Linked DNA regions of Homo sapiens: region 2 is linked to region 1. Evidence: read pairs that join two places in POLR2A ChIA-PET (ENCODE). Cell type or tissue: PC-9. All regions are shown on one strand. Links, peaks and the distances in the headings refer to the core of each region. The heading gives the core; the rest is flanking DNA. Region 1 overlaps EP300 (EP300 lysine acetyltransferase). Region 2 has its middle 55 kb from the start of RBX1.

Region 1 (9,192 bases), core at 4,268-6,767:
GGCACTAGTGGACCAAATCAGGGTCCTACGCAGTCAACAGGTATGATGAACAGTCCAGTAAATCAGCCTGCCATGGGAATGAACACAGGGATGAATGCGGGCATGAATCCTGGAATGTTGGCTGCAGGCAATGGACAAGGGATAATGCCTAATCAAGTCATGAACGGTTCAATTGGAGCAGGCCGAGGGCGACAGAATATGCAGTACCCAAACCCAGGCATGGGAAGTGCTGGCAACTTACTGACTGAGCCTCTTCAGCAGGGCTCTCCCCAGATGGGAGGACAAACAGGATTGAGAGGCCCCCAGCCTCTTAAGGTAAGTACAGTTTTGGTTTGTGTGCACAATCGGCATGCATGTGAGTATTGTCATGATGGATGGAGGGTTTGCCTTACATTGTATAGCAGTTTCCACTATTACACGCCAGGAATTTACTGTGCTGTCATAAGTTTTAAGAAGTGCCTGTATTTAAGTAAAACGTTTATTTTACAGCTGGTATTCTATAACTTCATACTTCCAAATGATTGCTGGCTAATGCTGGTTCTCTCTGGCACAAGTATTGGAATGTTTTTATCTCATTTCCAAGTCCAGTTTAGCCTTGTAGCCTCCTTATAAAATTACAGTTTTGAGATGGCTGGCATTACACTGTCTTCAGATGGATACTCCATTTGTTCCTATTGCTTTGAATGTCCCTGGTTTTCAAGAGATACATTTATTCTGAGAAATGTATTAACTGTTATTTTTCTTTATTGGTTGATGGAAATTAAGGTGCATTTGTTCATGTGAAACCTCAACAGTGTAGATGTTTCAGTGAACCAGAACTTGGCCAAAGACTTCTGTTAGCTTTATTAACTAGAGAATGCTAAGTATATTAAAAATATTTTAAACTTTTAAATGTGGATCCTGTATACATAAATAAGGCATAATCACACATACTTTAGTGCTTATTTCTTCATATTTTTCTTTACATATTTTATCTGTTTTTCTTAAAATGGGATCACACTATGGTTGCCAGTGCCTGGCATGTAGTTCGTTTTTGTTGAATGAGAGATGGCTTCACTTCGAAGATGAAATTGGAGATAGGTACGATTTTCACAAGGAGTCAAGAGCAAGCTTTCTCTGTAACAGGAATAATTTGAGCAGACATCAGGACTTCTGTGTTCCTGAGAATCTTGGGTGCAGTGGCTCATGCCTGTAATCCCAGCACTTTGGGAGGCCAAGGCTAGAGGATCGCTTGAGCCCAGGAGTTAAGAGACCAACCAGGTAGCATTGACCCCATCTTCTATTTAAGGGGAAAAAAAAAAAAAGAACCTTGATGGTGACAGAGAATGCAAGTGTGAATTGAAGACAGATGGACAAACTTGTGTTGGGGGGAACTGAGGTGACATGTAGGAATTCAAAAACCTTAAATTTTTTTTTGCTGCGAGAATATTGACAAGTTAGGATTCTGTTTTAGCATTCCTTTGTAGATTCTCCCTTTCTGCCCCTCACCCCCGCCACCTTTTTTTTTTTTTTTTGAGACAGGGTCTTACTCTGTCACCCAGGCTGGAGTGCACTGGCCTAATCATGGCTTACTGCAGCCTCAACCTACCAGGCTTAAACAGTCTTCTCGCCTCAGCCTCCTGAGTAGCTGGAACTGAAGGCACATACCACCATGCCTGGCTTATTATTATTTTTTTTTTTTTTTTTTTTTTTTTTAAGAGATGGGGTCTCACTATGTTGCTCAGGCTAATCTCAAACTCCTCTTGGGCTCAAGTGATCCTCTTGTCTCAGCCTCCCAAAGTGCCAGGATTACAGGTGTGAGCCACTGCACCCATCCTCTGACACTTTTAGATTGCCGTGTCAGTGTAGTTTACTTAGAATATTTGGAGTGAGAACCAAAAACAAGGTAAATTATTAAGTACCTCTTCTAGGATCTAGGAACATAGCTATGAAGAGAGAAAGTCCTTGCCACCGATGTTTATATTCTGTTACGGAGAGGAGGGATGACTTACAATAAACCCTCACTGGTGGACAAAATACTTTAGGGTTAAAGTAGTGAATGAACTTATTTTATGTAACCTACTTTCTACTGTGCACATAAGATATAAATTTTAGAGTATGCCAGGTAAGTGCTATGGAGAAAAATAAGGAAAGGCTCATTGACATCTGCTTGGGGGTGTGGGACTATTATGGTTATAATCTTAATTTCTTTCAGAAACTGGGTTTATATAGAAGTGAGCAAAACAAAAATCCCTGTCCTTGTGGAGCTTGTATTTTGATGAGAAGGAGGAATTCAAATTTTAAACTTCTGTTAAACGATATTTTATTTCCTTATTTGATTTTTATTTTGAGACCGAGTCTTGCTGTTGCCCATGCTGGAGTGCAGTGGCGTGATCTTGGATCACTGCAACCTCTGCCTCCCGGGTTCAGGCAGTTCTCCTGCCTCAGGCTCCAAGTAGCTGGGACCACAGGCATGCGCCACCAAGCCTGGCTAATTTTTGTATTTTTAGTAGAGAAGGAGTTTCACCATGTTGCCCAGGCTCGTTGTGAACTCCTGACCTCAAGTGATCTGCCCACCTCGGCCTCCCAAAGTGTTGCCACCGCACCTAGGCCTATTTTCTTATTTTAAATGAATCCACCTATATTGATATTTTGTAGAGTACTTATATCAGTGTTTGACAAATGAGGGAGCTTTAAATGTTTAATAAATTTAACAAATGTTTTAAGTTATGTAGGTTTAGGATAAGATAACCACTTAAGGCTGGATGCAGCGGTTCACACCTAGAATCATTCCAGACCAGCCCCAGCAACATAGTGAGACCCCCATCTCTACCAAAAACAAAAAATTATCCTTGTGTCGTGGCACACCCACGCCAGCAGTTGCCCTTCCACTGTACCAAGTCCTAAAATTATCTTGTAGAGCGAATTATACTCATTACATTTCTTAAACTCCTAAGACTTGTGATATTTAAGAATTAGGATTTAAGGTGTAAGAAAGTTTTCAGTAAGATTTGATGACTGTAACCCTGTTGGCAAATGACATCAGCTTTTGCACACCGTTCTTGTCATGGATGAATCTGTGGTTCAGGAGGTGCAGGCAGGTGGTGACATTACTACTACAGCTGTCTTCCAAAAGTCTGACCTATGGTGATTTATAGGAAGAAACTTGGATCATACTGCCTTTTACCCCAATCTTTAGATTCAGCATAAACTAATCAAAGCCAGAATGTTTTAAGTTACTTTTGTTTTTGAGACAGGATCTCTTCCTATCACCCAGGCTGGAGTACAGTGGCACCATCACAGCTCACTTGCAGCCTTGATCTCCCAGGCTTACGCGATCCTCCTACCTCAGACTCCTAAGTAGCTAGTACTACAAGGACTGTCATGCCCTGCCAGTTATTTTTATTTTTGTTGAGACAGGGTCTCACTATGTTGTCTTGGCATCAAGCAATCCACCTGCCTTGGTCTTCCAAAGTGCTCAGATTACAGACAGGGGCCACTAAGCCTGGCCACATTTTTTTCAAGAAGAAAAAATAGGCATGGCTCAGTAGTTCACATCTGTATTCCTACCGCTTTGGGAGGCTGAGGCAGGAGGATCTCTTGAAGCCAGAAGTTCGAGATGTGCCTGGGCAACATAATGAGACCCCATCTCTACTTTTCTTTTTTCTTTTTTCTTTTTTTTCAAAAAAGAAAGAATAGTTGTCTGCAGGACGCATTTCTTGTAGCTGCCTAGAACTTTGTGTGGCTTCCTCACCCTCTCCTTTTTAGTTTAGGTAGCTATTTGTATGGTGGTGGGTAATTGGACATCTGGAGCATATTAGCTATGGAGAAAGAAACAAGATCAAATAACTATAGTGTAGCAGAAATTAAGTACAAAATCTTCCTTATTACATTTAGTGTGGGGAGTAAAGAAGCAGGGCTCAGGAGATAGAAGGGGCAGTGATCTGGAGGTTGGTTGGTATTTTATTTTCTAATTCCTCAGCAGATCTGTGTGGGAGATGGAAAAACAAAAGCTAGAGAATCTTTTTTGGTCACAGTGACCAAAAGTGTCAGGAAGAAATTACTGCCAGCTGATCAGCAATCAGTGTAGTCTGTGTATTTAAACCCATAGTCTGCCATAGAGGAGCTTGGAGTTTCCAGGTAATGCATCGTGATCAAGGGAACAAGCAGTGTCAGGAATTGGTTGAAATTCAGTTGGTCTAGGCAGGCAAGGCATGCAATCATGAAGGACCAGATTGTTTGGGGAAATATTTGGATAAAGACATTACATTTATTAACAAGAGACAACAACACAGCTTAGAAATTCCAACATTTTGTTGATTCAGATAATAGGACTCTTGAGGGCATAATTTATTGTCTTAGTCTTTTATTGTTTGTCATGCGGGTTCTGTGATAGAATGACTTTCATACTATATCTATCATGAATTTTCATGCTAATAAGAAACAGGTTAAACAACTCCCCCATGTATAGGTATGGATATTATTGGAGCCACATAGGATAAATACTAGTAGTTTAAAAAAAACATAGGTAGCAGCAGCACTTGCAGTCAGATTTGTAACTACCAAAAGTAGCCTGGACTTGATTTAAACCTGTTTCTGCATTCTATTGCCCCTGCAATCTTTTGGCCATATTTACATAGAATCAAGAAGGTTTTTTTCTTTCTTCTTCTTCTTTTTTTTTTTTTTTTTTTTTTTTGGAGACAGAGTTTCGTTCTTGTCGCCCAGGCAGGAGTGCAATGGCCCAATCTTGGCTCATTGCAACCTCTGCCTCCCAGGTTTAAGTGATTCTCCTGCCTCAGTCTCCCGAGTAGGTGGGATTGCAGGTGTGTGCTACCACGCCCAGATAATTTTTGTATTATTAGTAGAGACAGGGTTTTACCATGTTGGCCAGGCTGGTTTCAAACTCCTGACCTCAGGTGATCCATCCACCGCCACCTCTCAAAGTGCTGGGATTACAGGCGTGAGCCACCGTGCCCGACCAAGAAATTATCTTCTCTGAATGCTTCTCATTTCAGGCCACCTCATTCTTTTATGCTTCCATCAAACTGCCACTTGTAAATTACTTGTAAATCATTCTTGTAAATTACTTACCTTAGTCTCTGAATTTCATCTGGAAAATGAAAATGTTCTTTAACTTTTTTTTTTCATTTTTTGGTAATAGTATAAAGAAGATTAATTTACATTTTTTTGTTTTTTTTAATAGAGGCAAACTGCTGAACCAAAAAAGATGTCATATTCATAGATTTGCAGAGTATAGATATTGCATATGATTTAAAGAACGAATTTTAGGCCAGGCATGGTGGGAGATGCCTGTAATCCCAGCACTTAGGCAGAAGGATTGCTTGAGGCTAGGAGTTCAGTCAACTCCTGGGCAACATCTCTACAAAAATAAAAACAAAAATTAGCTGGGCATGGTGGTGCAAGCTTGTAGTCCCATCTGCTTGGGAGGCTGAGATGGGAGAATTGCTTGAGCCCAGAGGTTGGGAATTATAATGAGCTATGATAATGCAACTGCACTCCAACCTAGGCAACAGAGTGAGACCCTGTCTTTTTATATAAAAAGTAAAAGAAAAATTTTATTAAGAGCTTTGTACCTGTCCAAAACAGATGCTTCACAGAGGTAGTAACATTTGAAATTACAAGGATGAGTAGAATCTGCAGGTGTTTCTTAGTTAGGTTGTACTATCTAAGGAACCAACAGAAAATGCCTCTCTGTGAACTTGGTGTTTATTTCCAGGTTGGCATTAAGGAGTCAAATAGGAAAGAAAATGTGCTACTGTTCAGTTGTAGGGAAAGGGAAAAGCTTGAGGCAAATGCTGGAGGCTCAAGGAGCGTGATACTTTCAGACTTTAAGAAATCAGTACAGGAAATATATAAGATACCATAGATAGGTAGTCAGACTTCATAAAGGCTTTGGTATACGTACTGTGGGGTTGATTTTTTTCTTTTATAGAGGCAGGTGAAAACAGAAGACAGGCAAACCTGTTGTCCACAGTCTGTACAAGCACTGTGATAGGTTTGAGTTAAGACAGTCACAGTAGGTAGGAATACATGGGAAGGGTTTTAGTGTCTATGTGTGCTTTTAGAGGTAGAATTGAAGGACCCTTTGATTGGTCTTAGCAGACAGAAATCTGGTATGAATCCTTTAATTGGGCAGTAGCTATAGTATCTTGAGTTATTCTGAGTGTTTGCTCAATGTTTCTAGTAGTGATGATGACTTGTAGTTGGGATCCTATGTGTAATTTGGCAGAAGAGGACGGTGGCTTCAAACTTTGTTTGGGATATAAAGTTGACCCCATTTTGAATTATTTTAAAATAATTTGAAAGATTAATGAAAATGCATTTTTATAACTTTCATTATTAGTAAAACGTTTGACTTTAGAATAATGCTGTTTTTCAATTAATTATTATTATAGTATAATGGCTCCAGGTGAACTTAACATAAATATAGAACATAAACTACTTTTTAAAGTACAGAGGGAGCCGGCACAGTGGCTAACGCCTGTAATCCCAGCACTTTGGGAGGCCGAGGTGGGCAGATCACTTGAGGTCAGGAGTTCAAGGCCAGCCTTGCCAACATGGCGAAACCCCGTCTCGACTGAAAGTAAAAAAATTAGCTGAGTATGGCGGCGCACGCCTGTAGTCCCAGCTACTCAGGCTGAGGCAGGATAACCGCTTGAACCCAGGAGGCAGAGGTTGCAGTGAGCCGAAATTGCACCACTGCGCCCCAGCCTGGGCGACAGAGCGAGACTTTGTCTCAAAAACAGAGAAGTACATAAGGGTTGCAAAGTCAAATGACTTGAAGGGCCAAGCAGGTGACTTAGCAGGTGACTTAATAGAGCAGCTAGGTTTAAAACAGCAAGGAATAGTGTGGAGTCTGGACTTCCGCATGCTCTATGTAAAGGAGTCAGAATCAGAAGTTTTAAAAAACACTGTCATCAGTGTCCCTACACAAAAAAGGACATATTCCCAAACCATCAGTTTTCTACTTTTTATACAAACAAAATACAGGAATAATTATTCAAATGAGGCCAAGCATGGTGGTTCACGCCTATAATCGCAGCACTTTGGGAAGCTGTGGTGGGAGGATTGCTAGAGCCCGGGAATTTGAGACCAGCCTGGGCAACATGGCAAGACCCTGTCTCTATTTTTTAATAGTCAAAAAAAAGAAGAAGAAGAAAACATTCAAATGCTTGAACATGACAAAGGGGTTAGATGGCTTATTAAGTTGAATTCGCCATGTAGCATCATGTGTGACGTAATGGAAATGAATGGCAAACCTTGTTTAACAGAATTAAATGAAGATGATTAAAAGTATTTCTAAAACATCTTTATTTCAAATATTTATGAAAATAACTCTGTACATTTACCATACCCAAGGCCCCTAAATCTTAATTTTGATCTTAATCTTGAAAATGTATTGTTGTTAGCATACTTTGTATAGTGGGTTTTTTTTGTTTGTTTGTTTTTGAGACAGGGTCTCACTCTGTTGCCGAGGCTGGAGTGCAGTGGCCTGATCATGGCTTACTTGCAGCCTCAACCTCCCAGGCTCAGGTGATCCTCCTACCTCAGCCTCCTGAGTAGCTGGGACCACAGGCACATGCCACCACATCCAGCTTTTCTTTCCTTTTTTTTTTTTTTTTTTTTTTTTGAGATGGAGTCTCACTCTGTCGCCCAGGCTGGAGTGCAGCGGCGTGATCTCGGCTCACTGCAAGCTCCGCCTCCCGGGTTCACTCCATTCTCCTGCCTCAGCCTCCCGACTAGCTGGGACTACAGGCGCCCGCCACCACACCCGGCTAATTTTTTGTATTTTTAGTAGAGACGGGGTTTCACCATGTTAGCCAGGATAGTCTCTATCTCCTGACCTCATGATCCTCCCGCTTCGGCCTCCCAAAGTGCTGAGATTACAGGTGTGAGCCACTGCGCCCGGCTGTTTTTTGGGGTTTTTTTTTTGTATTTTGGTACCGATGGGTTTTCACCATGTTCCCCAGGCTGTTGTCAAACTCCTGACCTCAAGAAACCCTCCTGCCTTGGCCTCGCAAAGTGGTGGGATTACAGGTATGAGTCGCCAGGCCCGGCCACTTGGTTTTTTGCCATCATGGCTCCCTACAACCTCTACCTCCCAGGCTTCACTGATAATCCCACTTTAGCCTTCCAATTAGCTGGGACTATAGGCTTGCGCCACCATGTCCAGATTTTTGTATTTTTTAGTAGAGATGGGGTTTTGTCACGTTGCCCAAGCTGTAGTGTCTTTTCTAATAGAAGCTGAGAATTTCCTTTGAAACTGTCTTTGTGAACTTGGAAGTGAAATCAGAAAAGGAATAATAATGTCTTAAATTTTATTGCTTATTTTGTTTTCTTTTGTTTCTTACTCTTAGATGGGAATGATGAACAACCCCAATCCTTATGGTTCACCATATACTCAGAATCCTGGACAGCAGATTGGAGCCAGTGGCCTTGGTCTCCAGATTCAGACAAAAACTGTACTATCAAATAACTTATCTCCATTTGCTATGGACAAAAAGGCAGTTCCTGGTGGAGGAATGCCCAACATGGTGAGTACTAATCCATTACAGACTTGTTTTCAAACTGGCATTTTGACAAAAGAATTGTGTTAAACTTTCACCCTTCTGTTATATATGCTGGGATTTGTACCCACTAGGAGCCTAAATTGATATGTACTTGATGATCCCTGTGAGGAGGCTTGTGCTTCCTTTCCATTTCTCTGTTTTTTTTGTTCCATGTGGTTATTGATCAGTGAGCATGTTGATCCAAACAGGAGTAAGTGAACTGCTACAATGAAGTTTTAGGGGCCTGCCATTCAGCAACTTGGTCTTGTGAGCGTTTCCATACGATACGAAAGCGGAACCTTTCACTTTTGGGGGAAGGAATCTCTGGCAAAGGATCCGAACTCTCAGTGACCATATTTACCAATATTATTTGATTCTACTACACCCAAGTAAATTCCCTCTCAAAAGTAATGTATTGTTTTAAACAGCAATTTTTGTTAAATAAAATTTTCAGGAACTTCTAGTGTTATTTTTGTACAGTCAAACTACTAGTAGTAAATGTGTCTGCATTCAACTTTGGAAAAACATTGTCTGAAAAAATCCTCTTTCAGATGTTTTAGTTTTGTCCTTTGTGTCATTATGTTTATGGACTGCCTATATTTGAGATACTCTGCCAAGTACTGGAGTTATACAGATGAATGAA
Region 2 (9,192 bases), core at 3,458-5,957, 120 kb before region 1:
CCCAGGCTAGAGTGCAGTGGTGTAATCAAGGCTCACTGCAGCCTCAACCTCCTGGGCTCAAGCCATCCTCCCACCTCAATCTCCCGATACTTTTTTTTTTTTTGAGATGGAGTCTCGCTCTGTCACCCAGGCTGGAGTGCAGTGGTGTGATCTCGGCTCACTGCAACCTCCGCCCCCTAGGTTCAAGCGATTCTCCTGCCTCAGCCTCCCGAGTAGCTGGGATTACAGGCGCGCTGTAATTTTTGTATTTTTAGTAGAGACGGGGTTTCACCATCTTGGCCAGGCTGGTCTTGAACTCCTGACCTCATGATCCACCCGCCTCGGCCTCCCAAAGTGCTGGGATCACAGGCATGAGCCACAGCATCCGGCAAATCTCCCGATATTAAATGAGTTTTGAACACTCCTCAGTATCAGGCACTGGGGATACATAGATGAGCATGGCAGATAAGGGCTCAGGAAGAACTGTAGATTGTTGAAGAGTCAGGTTTTGTTTTGTTTTGTTTGTTTGTTTTTTGAGATGGAGTCTCGCTTTGTCACCCAGGCTAGAATGCAGTGGCGCAATCTCGGCTCACTGCAACCTCCGCCCCCAGGGTTCAAGCTATTCTCCTGCCTCAGCCTCCTGAGTAGCTGGGATTACAGGCACACGCCACCACGCCAGGCTGATTTTTGTATATTTAGTAGTGACAGATTTTCACCATGTTGGCCAGGCTGGTCTCGAATGCCTGACCTCGTGATCCACCCGCCTCAGCCTCCCAAAGTGCTGGAATTACAGGTGTGAGCCACCACGCCCAGCTGTAGGCCTATATTTTAATAGTATCTCTGCCTTTTAGTAGCTTGGTGATATCGGCCACTCACTAAGCTTCTCTGAATCTCATGAGCAGAATGGGGTTACTAACACCTCCTTTGCAGGGTGAGGCTCTGGATTTAGGGCACGTGCTATAGAAATGTTAGTTTCCTTCCTCCTAACCCTGGCTCAGCCATTTACTGGCTCTGTGGCCTGGGAGAAGGTCTTTACCTTCTTGGAGCTTCTGTTTCCTCATAGGTATCTCTAAAGTCGCTTCTACACCTGGGAGCCTTGGGCCCTGATGGGTTAAATATGGAAGCTCTGAGAAGCCAGGTTGGCTGCTCCAGCTCCTTCCTTCCCAACCAAAACAAACCCGGAAGTACAGGTTCTTTCTGATGACAGCAACCCCCAGCCACAGGTTTTCCAGGGCTGGGCTAATTTCAGACGAGAATCCCGTGCTTGTCAGACCAGATTTCCTGCTTTGGGACTTGGGAAATCCAGTTGCCTTAAACTGACCTTTCTCTGGGCCACTCTTCTTGTACCAGGTGGAGAACCTGTAGCAAAAAAAAAAAAACTGGTCACAGTCCGTAGACCCACGGCCTCGTAGAGAACGGCAGTGGGAGTCACGACATCGTGCTGGGTCCCAGGGACCTGGTGTTAAGTTCTCCATGGAGCTTTCTGTTTTTCTTTCTTTCTTTTTATAATTGAGGTGAAATTCACATAACAGAAAGTTAATCATTTTTAAGTGTACAGTGGCCAGGTATGGTAGCTCAAACCTGTAATACCAGCACTTTGGGAGGCTGAGTGGAGAGGATCGCTTGAGCTCGGGGTGAGACCCCATCACTATTGTTTTTTTTTTTTTTTTTTTTTTTTTTGAGATGGAGTCTCGCTCTGTTGCCCAGGCTGGAGTGCAATGGCGCAATCTCAGTTCAGTGCAGCCTCCACCTCCCAGGTTCAAGTGATTCTCCTACCTCAGCCTCCCAAGTAGCTAGGACTATAGGACTACAGGAGCCCGCTACAACACCCAGCTAATTTTTGTATTTTTAGTAAAGTAAGGGTTTCATCATGTTGGCTAGGCTGGTCTCAAACTCCTGACCTCAGGTGATCCACCCGCCCCGGCCTCCTAAAGTGCTGGGATTACAGGCGTGAGCCACTGTGCCCCGCCCTCCATCACTATTAAAATAAATAAATAAATAAATAAAAGTGTACAGTTCAGAATCAGTATATTCACAGTATACCCCATACTCATTAAGCACTCACTCTTCATTCCCCCGTCGCTACCCCCAGGCAACCACAAATCTGCTTTCTGTCTCTATGGATTTCCCTATTCTGGACACTTCATGTGAATGGGATCACAAAATATGTGACCTTTTGTGATGCGTCATTCACTTAGCATAATGGTATTTTGTTTTTTGTGAGACAGGGTCTCATTCTGTTGTCCAGGCTGGAGTGTAGTGGCACAATTTCAGCTCACTGTAGCCTCAACCTCCCGGGCTCAAGTGATCCTTCTACCTCAGCCTCCCAAGTAGCTGAGGCTAAAGGTGTGTGCCACCATCCCTGGCTAATCTTTGTATTTTTTTGTATTTTTTCACCGTGTTTCCCAGGCTGGTCTCAAACACCTGAGCTCAAGCAATCCTCCTGCCTCAGCCTCCCAGAGTGCTGGGATTATAGGCATGTACCACCGTGCCTAGCCAGCATAATGTTTTTGAGGTGCATCAACAATTTGTTATGGAGCAGGCCTTCGTTCCTCTTAATGTCTGAATAATAGTCCATTGCATGGGTACACGTCACATTTTATATAGCCCTTCACCAGGTGATGGACATTTGGGTGGTTTCCACCTTTGGCTGTCACGAATAGTGCTGCTATGAACATTCCTGTACAAGTATTTGTTTGGTTTTTTGGTTTTTGTTTTTGTTTTTTTGAGACACAGTCTCGTTCTGTCGACCAGGCTGGAATGCAGTGGCACGATCTTGGCTCACTACAACCTCCGCCTCCTGGGTTCAAGCGATTTTCCTGCCTCCGCCTCCCGAGTAGCTGGGATTACAGGCGCCCGGCACCATGCCCAGCTAATTTTTTTGCATTTTTAGTAGAGAGGGGGATTTCACCATGTTGGCCAGGCTGGTCTCCAACTCCTGACCTCAGGTGATCCATCTGCCTCGGCCTCCCAAAGTGCTAGGATTACAGGCATGAGCCACCATGCCCAGCCTACAAGTATTTGAATACCTGTTTTCAATTATTTTGGTTATATACTCTCCATAGAATTTTAATTCCCTCAAGCTGGGAGAATCATCCCTGCCCTGCCTTACTCTTGGGCTGGTGTGAGGATCAAGTATGACAGTGGAGAAAAAATAGTCGTAGCAGTGCTAACAACTCCACGGCCTGATCCTGAATATCCAACTGCCCGTTAGATATATTCACGTGCATGTTTAACTGGGATCTATATCTCTTTTTTTTTTTAAGATGGAGTCTTGCTCTGTTGCCCAGGCTAGAGTGCAGTGGCACGATCTCGGCTCACTGCAACCTCCACCTCCTGGGTTTAAGCAATTCTCCTGCCTCAGCCTCCCAAGTAGCTGGGATTACAGGCGCCCACAACCACGCCTGGCTAATGTTTATATTTTTAGTAGAGATGGGGTTTCACCATCTTGGCCAGGCTGGTCTCAAACTCCTAACCTCAAGATCCACCCACCTCAGCCTCCCAGAGTGCTGGGATTACAGATGTGAGCCACCACACCTGGCCAGCATCTGTATCTTAATACATCCAAAATTGAGCTCCAGGCCAGGCACAGTGGCTCACACTTGTAATCCCAGCACTTTGGGAGGCAAAAACAGATGGATCACTTGAGGCCAGGAGTTCAAGACCAGCCTGGCCAACACAGTGAAATCCCGTCTCTACCAAAAAATAAAAAAATTAGCTGGACCTGGTAGCACACACCTGTAATCCCAGATACTCGGGAGGCTGAAGCAAGAGAATCACTTGAATTTGGGAGGCAGAGATTACAGTGAGCCGAGATCACACCGCTGCACTCCAGCCTGGGCAGTGACAGAGAGAGACTGTCTCAATAAAACAAACAACAACAACAACAAAAACAGAAAAAAATTGAGCCCCTGATTACCCCACTCCCAAACCTCTTTCATGTCCAGCCTAGCCCGTTTCAGTTGGTGGCAACTCATTCCTTACATTTTTCAGACTCAAAACCCTCCAGCCATCCTTGGCTCTCTCTCATACTACACATCCAACCCCTCAGGAAATAAAGCTATATATATATATCCAGAATCCGGAAGCTGAGGCAGGAGCCTCAGGAGCCTCGCTTGAGCAGGAACCTTAGGAGGCAGGAGGCTTACTTGAGCCCAGGAGTTCCAGGCTGCAGTGAGCTATGATTGCACCACTGCACTCTAGCCTGGGTTACAGACTGAGACCTTGTCTCAAAAAAAAATATATATATATGTGTGTGTGTGTGTGTGTGTGTGTGTGTGTGTGTGTGTGTGTGTGTATCCAGAATCCAACCATTTGTCACCACCACTGCTACCCCCTTGGCACCTAGTACTGAATTCTCTCTGCCCCTCTCTCCCCTTGTTCTTTACAGTCTATGCTCATCCAGGCAGCTGGGGTTAGCCTTTATTTTAATAATCTAAAGCTGGGAGTGGTGGCTCATGCCTGTAATCCCAGCTCTTTGGGTGGCCAAAGCAGGTGGATCACTTGAGGCCAGGAGTTCAAGACCAGCCTGGCCAACATAGCGAAACCCTTCTCTCCAAAAAATATAAAAAATTAACCAGGCATGGTGGCATGCTCCTGTAATCCCAGCTACTTGGGAGGCTGAGGCACAAGAATTGCTTGGGCCTGGGAGGCAGAGGTTTCAGTGAACCAAGATTGCACCACTGCACTCCAGCCTGGGTGACAGAGCAAGATTCCATCTCAAAAAAAATTATTATTATTATTATTTTTTTGACACAGGGTCTCACTCTGTCACCCAGGCTAGAGTACAGTGGCACAATCATAGCTCACTGCAGCATTAAACTCCTGGACTCAGGTGATCCACCCACTTCAAATTCCCCAATAGCTGGGACTACAGGTGCACATTACCATGCCCAGCTAATTTTCAAAAAATTTTTTGTAGAGATGAGGGTCTCGCTGTGTTGCCCAGGCTGGTCTTGAACTCCTGGCCTCAAGCAATCCTCCCACCTCAGCCTCCCAAAGTGTTGGGATTACAGGCATAAGCCACCATGCCCAGCCCCTGAGTTACATTTTAAAGGCTAACCCAGCCTGGGTGACAGAGCAATACCCTGTCTCTGAAAATAATAAAAGAAGAAAAGACTAATAACCCAAAATGTAAGTTAGATTGTGTTGTTTCTATGCTCAAAGCCCTGCCGTAGCTTCTCTTTACTTGGCTGGTGATGACCTACGTGATATGGCCACTTTACCTCTGACTTCATCCCTGTCACTTTCCCTAGCTCACTCCACTCCATCCACCCCACCTAAAGAATTTCACACTGGCCTGCTCCTTCTGTGCAAATACCCTTTCCTGAGATATGGCACATCTGTCTCCCTTCCTGCCAGTCTTTCTTTTTATTTTTTTATTTATTTTTATTTTTATTTTTGAGATGGAGTTTCGCTCTTGTCACCCAGGCTGGAGTGCAGTGGCATGATCTTGGCTCACCACAACCTCCGCCTCCTGGGTTCAAGCAATTCTCCTGCCTCAGCCTCCTGAGTAGCTGGGATTACAGGTGTGCGCCACCACACTCGGCTAATTTTGTATTTTTAGTAGAGACGGGGTTTCTCCTTGTTGGTCAGAATGGTCTCAAACTCCCAATCTCAGGTGATCTGCCTGCCTTTGCCTCCCAAAGTGCTGGGATGCCATGTGAGCCACCGTGCCCAGCCTATTATTAATTTTTTGAGATAGAGTCTCATTCTGTCACCAGGCTGGAGTGCTTGGTGCAATTTCCACTCATTGCAACCTCCTGGACTCAAGCGATTCTCTTGCCTCAGCCTCCTGAGTAGCTGGGACTACAGGTGCACACCACCACACCCAGCTAATTTTTGTATTTTTAGTAGTGATGGGGTTTCACCATGTTAGCCAGGCTGGTCTCGAACTCCTGACCTCAAGTGATCCACCCGCCTTGGTCTCCCAAAGTGCTGGGACTGCAGGCATGAGCCACCATGCCTGACCCCAGTGTCACTTTCTAATGCGGCCTTCTAATAGGGCCACCCTATTTAAAATGACAACCCAATCCATCCTTCTTCCTCTGCATCCCCTCCCCCACTCTATTTTCTTCTTCCATAACATCTTTCACCTTCCAATGATACTTCATTTACTCTTTCCTTGTGTTTATTGTCCCTCTCCCTGGCCTGAACAGAAACCCCATGACAGAAGGGTCTTGGCATGTTTTGTCCAGTGCCTAGAAAGGACCCTGCATGTAGTAGGCACTTGATACATATTTGTTGAATTAGTAAACAATACTACTAACAATGATGTTGGCCGGGTGTGGTGGCTCATGCCTATAATCCCAGCACTTTGGGAGGCCGAGGCAGGCAGATCACGAGGTCAGGAGATTGAGACCATCCTGGCTATCACGGTGAAAACCCATCTCTACTAAAAACAAAAAAAAATTAGCCGAGTGTGGTGGTGGGCGCCTATAGTTCCAGCTGCTGGGGAGGCTGAGGCAGGAGAATGGTGTCAACCCTTGAGGCGGAGCTTGCAGTGAGCCAACATCATGCCACTGCATTCCAGCCTGGGTGACAGAGCGAGACACTGTCTCAAAAAATAAATAAATAATAAATACATAAATAAAGTATCACAAAATATTTTTTAATTAAAAAATAAATACTGGTGACCATTTATTAAGCCCATTACCCACATGCTCTACAAGCATTCCATGTAAACCTCATAAGCAAGGTGGAATTTTTTTGCTTCCATTTTACAGTTAGGGAACCTAAGGCAGATGGTGTTTTAAGCGACTTGCCCAAATCAGCAGAGCTAGCTCCATAGCAGGGAAGGATTTGAGCCCAGGTTTTTAGTTGCCTTTGGAACTCTTGGTCTTTTCTACTTCGCTCAGTGTTCACTGTAGCTGCATGTAACATGGCTCACTCATTCATTCACTTGTTCATTTAGTAAATATTTCCCAAGCCTCCTCCATCCCTCCGCCACCCAAAATGCCAGGCCCTGTCCTGCACACTGGGGACCCATACATCCATGGGTCACGGACCTTGCCCCAGAGGAGCTCTGGTCCCACGGCCTGGGCAATAAGTGTCCCTGTGGGCTTCATTTTTGTTTTCTATTTTTTAAGAGACAGGGTCTTGCTCTGTTACCCAGGCTGGAGTATAGTGGTACCATCACAGCTCACTGCAGCCTCAAACTCCTGGGCTCAAGTGTTTCTCTTGCCTCAGCCTCCCAAGTAGCTGAGACTATAGGCATGCACCTCCACGCCTGGCTAAAGTTTTGTTTTGTTGGTTTTTTTTTTTTTTTTTTTTTTGAGCCTCTATGCCCCAGGCTCAAGCAATCCTGCCTATGTTGCTCAGGCTGACCTCACACTCCTGGGCTCAAGCCATCTTCCACCTCAGCCTCCCAAAGTGCTAGGGTTACATGCATGAGCCATCACATCTGGCTCCCACGGGGGGTTTTGTAAACTGAACAAAGGGAGCTCCCTTTCCCCAGCAATTCATCCCTGGAGTCCATATGAACCAATGTTCCTCATTTACAGCAGAAAAAGCAGCTTCCCATGCTCTAACCCCTGCCTGCTCCTCAGCTGAATGAGGCTGACAGGTGCACACCCTGCAGCATCCTGCACCTCACCAGGTAAACAGGCCTGAAAGAGGGAGGCCATGGGTGTGGGCACAGGCTCAGGGCCAAGCTGACCTCGCAAAGGCTGAGGGGCGGGAAGAACAGGAGGAAGTGTGGGCAATGGGGAGCTGCTGGGTCTGGAGCAATTACCATTGCCACATGGTGAAGACACCAGCCCAGAGGCTGACCTGGGGCTGAGCAGAGCCCAGCAGTAGGGTAGGAAGGGGCCCACCCTTGCTCCTCCAGCTCCCTTTTCTCCCCACCCCTCAACCCCAAACTCTGTCCCTCCTCCTCACTGCCCTGCTGTCAGTTCACCTCCTTTAACCCTTTCCTCCCGTGCCTCCCAAGGAAAAGGGGAAACTAACAGGCCAACTGATCTTCAACGGCCATGGAGCTTCGTTTCTTAAAAATTCATTAAGAGGCCAGGCGCAGTGGCTCATGCCTGTAATCCCAGCACTTTGGGAAGCCAATGGAGGTGGATCACTTGTGGTCAGGAGTTCGAGACCAGCCTGGTCAACATGGTGGAACCCCGTCCCTACAAAAAATACAAAAACGCGCTGGGCATGGTGGTGCATGCCTATAATCTCAGCTACTCGGGAGGCTGAGGCAAGAGAATCATTTGAACCTGGGAGGCGGAGGTTGCAGTGACCTGAGATTGCATCACTGCACTCCAGTCTGGGCGACAGAGGGAGATTCTGTCTCCAAAATATAATAATAATAATAATAATAATAAATAAATTCACTAAAGAAGACCAGGTGTCGTGGCTCATGCCTGTAATCCCAGCACTTTGGGAGGGTAAGGTGTGAGGATGGCTTGAATCCAGGAATTTGTGACCATTCTGGGTAATATAGAGAGACCCCATCTCTACAAAAAATTTAAAACTCAGCCAAGCGTGGTGGTGCCCACCTGTAGTCCCAGCTACTATGGAGGCTGAGGCAAGAGGATTGCTTGAGCCTGGGAGGTTGAGGATGCAGTGAGCCATGATTATGCCACTGCACTCCAACCTGGGCAAGAGAGTGAAATGCTGTCTCAAAAAAAAAAAAAAAATCACTAAGGAGTTGGTAATTGGGTTTGGAGTCTGACTAAACACACGCTCTTGGCCACACACCTGGGTTGCTTTCCTTCCATATATTCATTTAGTTCACACTCATTGTGTGCCAGACCCTCTGGCAGGTGCTGGCGTCCTGAGGAGCTCAGGGTCAGCTGGAGAAGCTGGAGAGGCTACGGTTAAACACAGTACAGCTCTGGGCCAGGAGGGGCTGCAGGGGTCCAGAGAAAGAAGTGAATGACAACGTCGTAATGACAATCCAGTCAAGCCCCAGGGGTCTGAAGTGGAGCTCATTAGACAATTCAAGTGCCTACCTTTTGCAGGACACTGTCTTTCAGAGGCATACAGGCTACTCTGATTGAGCCCTGATGTTATTCCCTGCCTAGAATCCAGGCTAGGTCTCATTGGAAGAGTGGTGTGGACAGCAGAGTGAAGTTTCTGTCATTGGAACTGTACAGCTGGGAGGTTTTAGAAAGGGCACGCTCCCTTCACCCCAAGAAAAAGAAAAGAAGGAAAGGGCACACCCATCATAGAGAGCAGCAAACTGAGTCACAAGAGGTGAGATTTGCTCACTCCCTTAGA

What was found. ChIA-PET counts read pairs that join two places held together with the same protein. Peaks named below come from ENCODE experiments on the same cell type or tissue, not always from the same donor. Only the 100,000 strongest peaks of a DNase experiment are listed, where the experiment ranks them.
Region 2: POLR2A ChIA-PET joins it to region 1 with 23 read pairs; 3 of 35 experiments call an interaction of 5 or more read pairs at or near these places.

The regions. Positions count from the first base shown.
Region 1 is chr22:41,117,507-41,126,698 of GRCh38, forward strand. It overlaps EP300 (EP300 lysine acetyltransferase), which reads left to right. Exons shown (of 31, transcript NM_001429.4): 2 at 1-315; 3 at 8,358-8,534. Among named protein-coding and RNA genes, the nearest start is that of EP300, 30 kb to the left of the region's middle. In PC-9, for the core only: no CTCF peak of the experiment used is centred there; no DNase peak of the experiment used is centred there; H3K27ac peaks cover 907 bases.
Region 2 is chr22:41,002,043-41,011,234 of GRCh38, forward strand. No RefSeq gene overlaps it. Among named protein-coding and RNA genes, the nearest start is that of RBX1, 55 kb to the left of the region's middle. In PC-9, for the core only: no CTCF peak of the experiment used is centred there; no DNase peak of the experiment used is centred there.